3 separate regions of the Homo sapiens genome follow, and all the other regions are linked to region 2. A link is a loop called in an ENCODE intact Hi-C map of the cell type or tissue named here. Cell type or tissue: MCF 10A. All regions are shown on one strand.

Evidence for each region. A loop is a pair of places that touch in the nucleus more often than their neighbours do. Peaks named below come from ENCODE experiments on the same cell type or tissue, not always from the same donor. Only the 100,000 strongest peaks of a DNase experiment are listed, where the experiment ranks them.
Region 1: a loop joins it to region 2, with 6 times the contacts of the local background. A loop is called at or near these places in 16 of 110 quality-filtered maps.
Region 3: it touches region 2 in a loop (8-fold over the local background); 2 of 110 quality-filtered maps call a loop at or near these places.

The regions. Positions count from the first base shown.
Region 1 is chr12:93,418,297-93,420,796 of GRCh38, reverse strand. The region is part of intron 1 of UBE2N (ubiquitin conjugating enzyme E2 N); the gene reads left to right. Among named protein-coding and RNA genes, the nearest start is that of UBE2N, 22 kb to the left of the region's middle. In MCF 10A, a CTCF peak has its summit at 1,195 (motif pointing right); no DNase peak of the experiment used is centred here.
Region 2 is chr12:94,100,130-94,102,629 of GRCh38, reverse strand. LOC124902986 (a long non-coding RNA gene) reads right to left here and starts at 1,017. Exons shown (of 2, transcript XR_007063409.1): 1 at 1-1,017. RefSeq lists enhancers at 295-464, 915-974, 1,031-1,539, 1,540-2,049. In MCF 10A, CTCF peaks have their summits at 195 (motif pointing right) and 1,075 (motif pointing right); DNase peaks (open chromatin) are centred at 229, 1,069 and 2,239.
Region 3 is chr12:93,837,753-93,840,252 of GRCh38, reverse strand. The region is part of intron 2 of CRADD (CARD and death domain containing adaptor protein); the gene reads right to left. Among named protein-coding and RNA genes, the nearest start is that of CRADD-AS1, 100 kb to the right of the region's middle. In MCF 10A, a CTCF peak has its summit at 972; no DNase peak of the experiment used is centred here.

The sequences.
Region 1 (2,500 bases), 680 kb after region 2:
TTCTTCTTGGTGGGACAATTTGTTAGTAGGATTATTCTGATTTTTGTCCATTGTCATTGTCAGTGATTGGAATAATCTTAAATGCTGTTCCTGAGATGGAATTTACCAATGAACACAGCAGATACAGTATTCCTCATCAGCTCTGGGTGGTACCTAAGCATTGCAGATGTTCGTTCACCAAGCAAGCATTTATTTAGAATTTACCACCATTTACTAGCTGGGGTTCCTCTCTTCAAATAGTTTAGGGTCTGAGAAGTAAACCAGCAGTTATTGTGCGTAGTTACAGTAAGTGGAGAGGTGGTAATGAACAGGAAACTGGAAGTACAAGGGAGAAACTTTTAGACTAATTCAGACCTGAGATACATTCTGATGTATCTCAGATTATATATACTTTGACTTTCAGAAGTCCCTCCAGCTCCCAAGTCTCCATTCCTTTTCACTGAGCTTCACAGAAATATTGATCTGGTCTAGGTTTGAGGGAAAAAATTAGGATGTAGAGATTTCTAGCCCAAGTCATCTGGCCCCATCTGTTCATTATTACTTCAAGTGGAATAGAGAGTACTTACCTATTTGTTACCTATCAACCCATAAATAAAGCTTTTCCCAAAAAAGGAATACTCTGGTCTAAAGTACTCTGAGATTTAGTCTTTGGTACGCAGAATCTTAGAAATAGATTTTTCTTCCGTTTTTCCTTCTCTGAATCTGCCACCTAAGAAATTTTGAGATTTAAATATGTGGGAGTAGAAGGGAAAAGAAAGAACAAGGGAGGGGTGTGTCTTGAGAATCATTATTCTCCATTTGACTTTAGGATAGGCATTTTCAGGAAATTCTCATGGACCCAGTTAGCTTATCTGGGGGAGTCTAAGTGGTTAGGAGCAAGATAGGCACAAGAGGTGAAAGCAGAAAGGGAATACAAAATTGTCTTAGCTTTGCTTGGTTTGCTTTTATTAGTTTTCTTAAGCTATTTTCATTTTATTTACTGTTGGAATCTATAGGTCTTTTTCAAGGACGTGTTTAGGTAGGTGCTAACTTTGGTTTGGTTTTACCAAAGCAAGGAGTGATCATATAATGTAAGTTTAAAAAGCTTAGCAAACTTGGGTACAGTAACTTTTAAGAGCATCAGTTTTTTCATTTGCAAAGGAAAGGTGGTGAAATAAGTAGATGATGTCTTATGTCCACTAGGGGGTAGTGTGTACTGTAAAAATTAAAATAGTTCCTCAGTGAACTCTTTACTTCATCATTCAGTTAGCTTGTTTGAATTAATTTTTGTTCATTTAATGTGTTTTGAAATTGCCATAAATTTTTTTCAAACACAATCTTGTGAGTGTAGCAAACAGCAACTGTTGTTACATGCATTTCTGTTATTAGTGATGTCAAATGTTCTGACATTACTTTTTTTTTTTTTTGAGACGGAGTTTCACTCTTGTTGCCCAGGCTGAAGTGCAGTGGCACGATCTCGGCTCACTGCAACCTCCGTCTCCCAGGTTCAAGTGATTCTCCTGCCTCAGCCTCCCGAGTAGCTGGGATTACAGGCATGCAGCACGAGGCCTGGCTAATTTTATATTTTTAGTAGAGACAGGGTTTCTCCATGTTGGTCTCGAACTCCTGACCTCAGGTGATCTGCCCGCCTCGGCCTCCCAAAGTGCTGGGATTATAGGCATGAGACACCACGCCCGGCCTGACATTACTTTTTGTATAGAATTTTTTGAGGGGAAAATAGTGATGCTTTAAAGTTTCTGTACAAAATTTTACCTATTATATGAAATAAATTAAATTATTCATAATGACCAGGCAGTAACATTATAACATGATTGTCTTGTGTTTCACTCTCCAGACTAATTTGGGAGCCACTAATCATTCCATGTGGCTGTTGAGTAGTTGAAATATGACTAGTTTAAATTAACATGTGCTACAAGTGTAATTTGCACAGTGGGCATTGAAGGCTATGATAAAAGATAAAATACATCATTAATTTCATACTGATTTCATGTTGAAATAATATTTTGAATACATTTTTAGATAAAATATATTAAAATTAATTTTACTTGTTTCTTTTTACTTTTTTATTTGGCTACTAGAAAATTTTTAAATACTTACGTGGCTTGTATTATATTTCTGTTGGATAGCAGTGCTGTGGAGAAAAGTACTCATCAGCCATTTTTATCTTAGTGTATCTCTAGGTGGCCTTATGATTTGTAAGGAAGTAGTGTAATGGGGAGCTTGAGCAAAACTTTGGTTCTATTTCTAATCCCAGCTAGAAAATAGGCAGTCAGTTTTACTATAATGAGACATTATATGTTTCTAAGAATGTTATGTTATACAAAATCATGTAGTAAAATTCACAGGGCTTACAGATAAAATGAAGCAAGGGGTATGCACTTGAAAATGTCCATTGATGATAATTAACTTTTTGTTTTGTTTTGTTTTGTTTTTAAGAGACAAGGTCTCACTATCGCCCAGGCTGGGGTGCAGTGGTATGATCACAGCTAACTGTAACCTT
Region 2 (2,500 bases):
AGAAGGGCATTTTCATTAGAATTGCATGCATCGCAGGTACAGGGCTGTTGACGGGACAGCAAGTGCTTCCGGAAGGTCCCAGGAAACTTCATCGGCACCCTACGCTCCAAAGTCTTTTAGCCGAGAACCATGGGCAGGCCAGCACGCCTTCTGAAAAGCCCAGTGAAACCAGCATCGCCGTGACGGTGAGGCGGATGGGCCACTAGGTGTCACTCAAGATTCAATAAAGAGAATCGCGGATGCTTCGAAAGCCGTTTCCGCCCTTCTAGGGAAGGGAGCTGGTTAGACGATCCCCACCCATTGTTTTTTGGTTCACGCTCCAAGCCTTCCGCGCCTCTTCATTTCCCTTCGCGGACAAGTCTGGGTCTAAAATAGGATCACAGAATTCGAAGCTATAAGGCTGGGGGCCACCCGACCGGCTAATTCAGCCTCCCGATTTTGTGGACCAGCAACCAGAGCCGGGAGCTTGCGCAGGGCGGGCAGCAGAGCCCCGCTTCAGCCCCCACGGGGTCCGCGTGCTCCTGCCTACCCTCGAGCAGCAGTGAGGAGGCGTGGGCGGGTCCCGGCTCTCGGCCTGGGTGTCCAGGGTGTCCAGGGTGTCCTGGGTCGTCCCGGGGGCTGCACCGCGAGGTGTCCCTCAGGACCACTTCCAGATGCCCAGGCCGCATTCAGCTGATTCAGCGCCCGTGCTCCAGAACCCAAGACAAGGAAGGTGAAAAAGAAGGTCCCGTGGATCTGTTAGGACCTGACCTTTCTTCAGATCGTCTCAAACAATCTCTTCTTTCTTTGGATTTTAGGGCTGGGGAGTGAGGACGCACCTGGCTTCCTGACAGCATCTGCAATTGACTACAGTCCTTTCACTTATGCCAGGGGGAGGTTCGGGGCTGAAGGGATGGGGTCGCAAAATGCTCGTGCAAAGCACCTTCTTGGCAGGAGTTTGGTTTTTCTGCCCCCACCCTCCTACTTTCCCCGTGGAAGAAGTGGATGTCCTCGCGCGAGGTTCGAACAGGCTGCAAGACCAAGGCACCGCGCGTGCGGACTGATCTTCCTCACCCCCGGCAGAGGGCGCCCTTCTCCCGCTCCAGCGCCCCGCCGGGCGAGCCCCTCCAGCCGCGCCCTGAGCCCTGCCTCGTCCAGGCCGGGTCTCCAGCGCCAGGTGCCTGCAGCCCTACACTGGGAGAATTACAAAGCTACTTCTGTCTGACATTGGGCACAGCCTTTGAATGTCCCGTTCCTTTTGCTCCTAGCTGACTTACTGCTCATTTTTATTTTCCTAAGTGAATATTGAAACTTATTTGCATTTTATGGAGCTCCTGGTAACAGAGGGATCTTACCTGGCAGGGTGAGAATCCCGCTAAGGAAGTTGGCTCAGGACGGAGGTTCTCGCCAGGGCTCACCCACAAAGGGAATAATCCTATCTATGAGACAAATAATTTCCTTTAAAGCTTGCAAAGGGGGGCGGACGCGGTCGCTCTTGCCTGTAATCCCAACACTTTGGGAGGCTGAGGCCGGCGGATCACTTCAGGTCAGGAATTCGAGAGCAGCCTGGCCAACATGGTGAAACCCGGTCTCTACCAAAAATACAAAAATTAGCTGGGCGTGGTGGCTCGTGCCTGTAATCCCAGCTACTCGGAGGCTGAGACAGGAGAATCACTTGAACCTGGGAAGCAGAGCTTGCAGTGAGCCAAGATCGTGCCACTGCACTCCAGCCTGGGCCACAGAGCCAGACTCTGTCTCAAAAAACAAACAAACAAACAAACAAACAAACGGGTTTTCCTGTGTCAAGCTTAACCGATTCTATTTATCTCTTTCCTCTTCATGAAAAGGTTGATTTATTCATTTCTCAACCGATATTTTACTGAGTACCTTCTGTGTGCCAGGTACCAGGGTGAAAAAGGCAGAGTTGATTCCTGGTTTGGGTGGAGCCGATGGTCTAATAAGGGAAGATATATTGAATAAACACGTTAATTGGTCATACCTAAGATAAACGCTACACAGGAAAAACAGAGACTTCTGGAGGAGGCTGCAACAGGGAACCAGCTGAAGTCCTCAGCTGAATCTCAGGCATCCTTTCCCTCCTAGAAGCTCTCTTCTCACTTCCTGCTGCTGCAAACTGATAAAAATAATAGCCTCCCAGAAGCGGATGGTGAGTCAGTGCATTCAAGGCTGCACATCCCCAGGTGAGGTAACAAGAGTCAGGGTCTGGCTGAAATCTCCTCTCCCCGTTCGCACTCCTGGGCTGAGTGCCACTCGGCAAGGCGTGAGCCATTTTGCATGATGAAGTCCACATTACAGATTTCTTCTGACACCTGATGACTAACAAGGTCTGAAAACAACAAGACACCTCTAGGCGCTGCATCCTCCTCCTCCTCTTCAGTGTTTATGGAACACCTCCTAGGTATTGGGTGGGTGTTTTGTGCCAAGGATGCAAGCAAAACATTAGAGACAAAAGGAGGAATAGAATATGCCAAAGGCCAAGGAGGGTATGAACTAGTGGTTC
Region 3 (2,500 bases), 260 kb after region 2:
TTATTAAAAGACATAAAGCAAGATCTGACTAAAAGGAGAGTCCCTGTTGTGCTAGATGGGATGACATTGTTATAATATAAAGATGCCAATTCCTATTGTGACAATTAAAATTCCATAATGGGGAAAGAAGAGGCTTTCCCCAAACTGAGGAGAACTAGCTAATTACAGAGGAAAAGAAAACTGGCCTAGAGCATCACACCATGAACAGTGGTGGATCCCATGGAGATAAAGTCCCAAAGGTAAAAGGTAAAACTATAAAGTTCATGGAAAATAAGGCAGGAGTATCTTTATGGCCTGTGGTCAGAAGTGGTTTTTAAAATTAATCTCCCAAAGGTAAATTTTTTATATCAAAATTACGGATTTCTGCTCAATGAAGGAGACGTGATCCAAGCTGATGTCTAAGACCAAGGCTAATGTCTAAGACCAATAAGGGAAACACTATCTAGGCTGGGTAAGGTGTTTCTGAAAACCAACAGCAAAGGTAAGAACCTCCACAGGAAACAGAACAAAGGTATGAACAGGTGATTCGAATTAGAGGAAACACAAAAGCGAGCACATAAAGAGATGCTCAAATGCAGAAATTTAAGAAACAAATGTAAACAACAATGATAAAGCACTTTATATGTATAGAAATCTAGACAATACCAAGCTTAGGCTGGGACGTGATGTAGAGAACGTTGTTCACCGCCAATGGAAATAAAGATCGGACAGTCGTACTGGCCAGCAAGTTGGCAGTGTGGGTAAAATTGAATGTACTTTCCAATCTTGTTCTGTTAGACGTACCCAAGAAAAGTTCTAAAAAAGACCTGTAAGGGACATGTATTAGGTTGTTTGTGTAAAGCTTCGTTATTTGTGCTAGCAAATACACGTATATCTTATAATCCAGAAACCCTCTTTTGGGAGATATAGATATAGGTATAGATATCTCCATCTCAGGAAAATTCCTACACAGATCCATGAGGGGTCACTATGAGGTTGTTTATATGAGGTAATACTGTCGGAAGAAAGGAGTTGGAAGCAATCTAAAAGCTCATTGCTGGGGGAAGAGATATAGAAATACAAAACAGCACATAGGGAATACTGGCAGAGTTAGAGGGGATGGACTAAATGCAGTGGAGAGCAAAAAATGTAAGGAAAAGAATCAGGTCTATACAAATGCAAATTAAGAATATATGTCCAGGCCGGGCACCCATGGATCACGCCTGTAATCCCAACACTTTGGGAGGTCGAGGCGGGTGGATCGTTTGAGCTCAGGAGTTCAAGGCTAGCCTGGGAAATGTGGCAAAACTCCATCTCTACAAAAAAAAAAATTAATACAAAAAATTAGCCAGGTGTGGTGGTGCACACCTGTAGTCCCAGGTGCTCGGTGGGGAGGCTGAGGTGGGAAGATCACCTGAGCCAGGGAGGTCAAGGCTGCAGTGAACCCTGATTGTGTCACTGATCGAACTTCAGCTTGGGTGAAAGAGCCAGACTCTGTCTCAAAAAACAAAAAAGAATGTATGTCCAAAACACCACTTACAAAAACACACACAAATAAAGGAATACATATCAGTCAGAATAGTTATCCTTATCTATGAGAGGGAGGGGGAACAAGAGTGAGTATATGAATGGAAAAGGAAGAAGCTTTTCACAGACCAATTAGTGAAGTAGACCATAAACTGATGAGCGCAAAGGAAAAAAAAAAAAAAGAGAGAGAAAGAGAGAAGCAAGGGAGGAAGGGAAGGAAGGAGGGAGGGAGAGAGTGAGAGAGGGAAGGTCAAGAGTCACTCTGAACCCAGCTGTCTCACGGTACCCCTGGGGCTGACAACATCCAGTTTCTCTGTAGCTAATGTGAGTGGAGTGAGTGGAGTGAGTAGAGTGGTGGAGTGGAGGAGGTCAGGGGTAGGGCGGGGCTGTTCCAGGCTGGAAAAACTAACCTGATCAGCCACCTCCCAGGACTCATGAATTAACCCTGGTCCCTGAGTACAAAGGCTCTGCAGAAAAATCCCTTTGGCTGAGAGACTGACTGCCTGGAAAAAGAAAAAAAAAAAAAAAAAAACCTCAAAAGGAAAACTAATTAGAACCCCTTGTTCTGCTTGTTCTGATAGATAATCACAGAGAACAATTTGGTCCTCACAGAGAGATGGAGAAATCATGTTTAGTCTTTCTAAAACCGATTTCCAGGATGATTAAGTGAAACCCACTCCAAAGAACAAGGTTATGTTGCAAAATACAAATAAATCCCATTTATTGTAATGGAAGACTTGATTTGACTATCGAGTCCATGGAAGGTCAACAATAAAACTGTTAGCAATAATTGAGCTCGCACTGAATTAAAAGGTGGGTGGTAGGGTGGACACAGCTCTGGGCTAAGAATTAGGAAGCCTGGGTAGTATAAATTTGAATCTGCTACTACCTAGCCGTATAGCTTGGGATAAGTCATTTGGCCTCTCTTAGACTGCTTTCTTCTTTGTAAAAGGTAAAACCAGATGACTTCTAAGGCTTTATTTCAATAAAACAT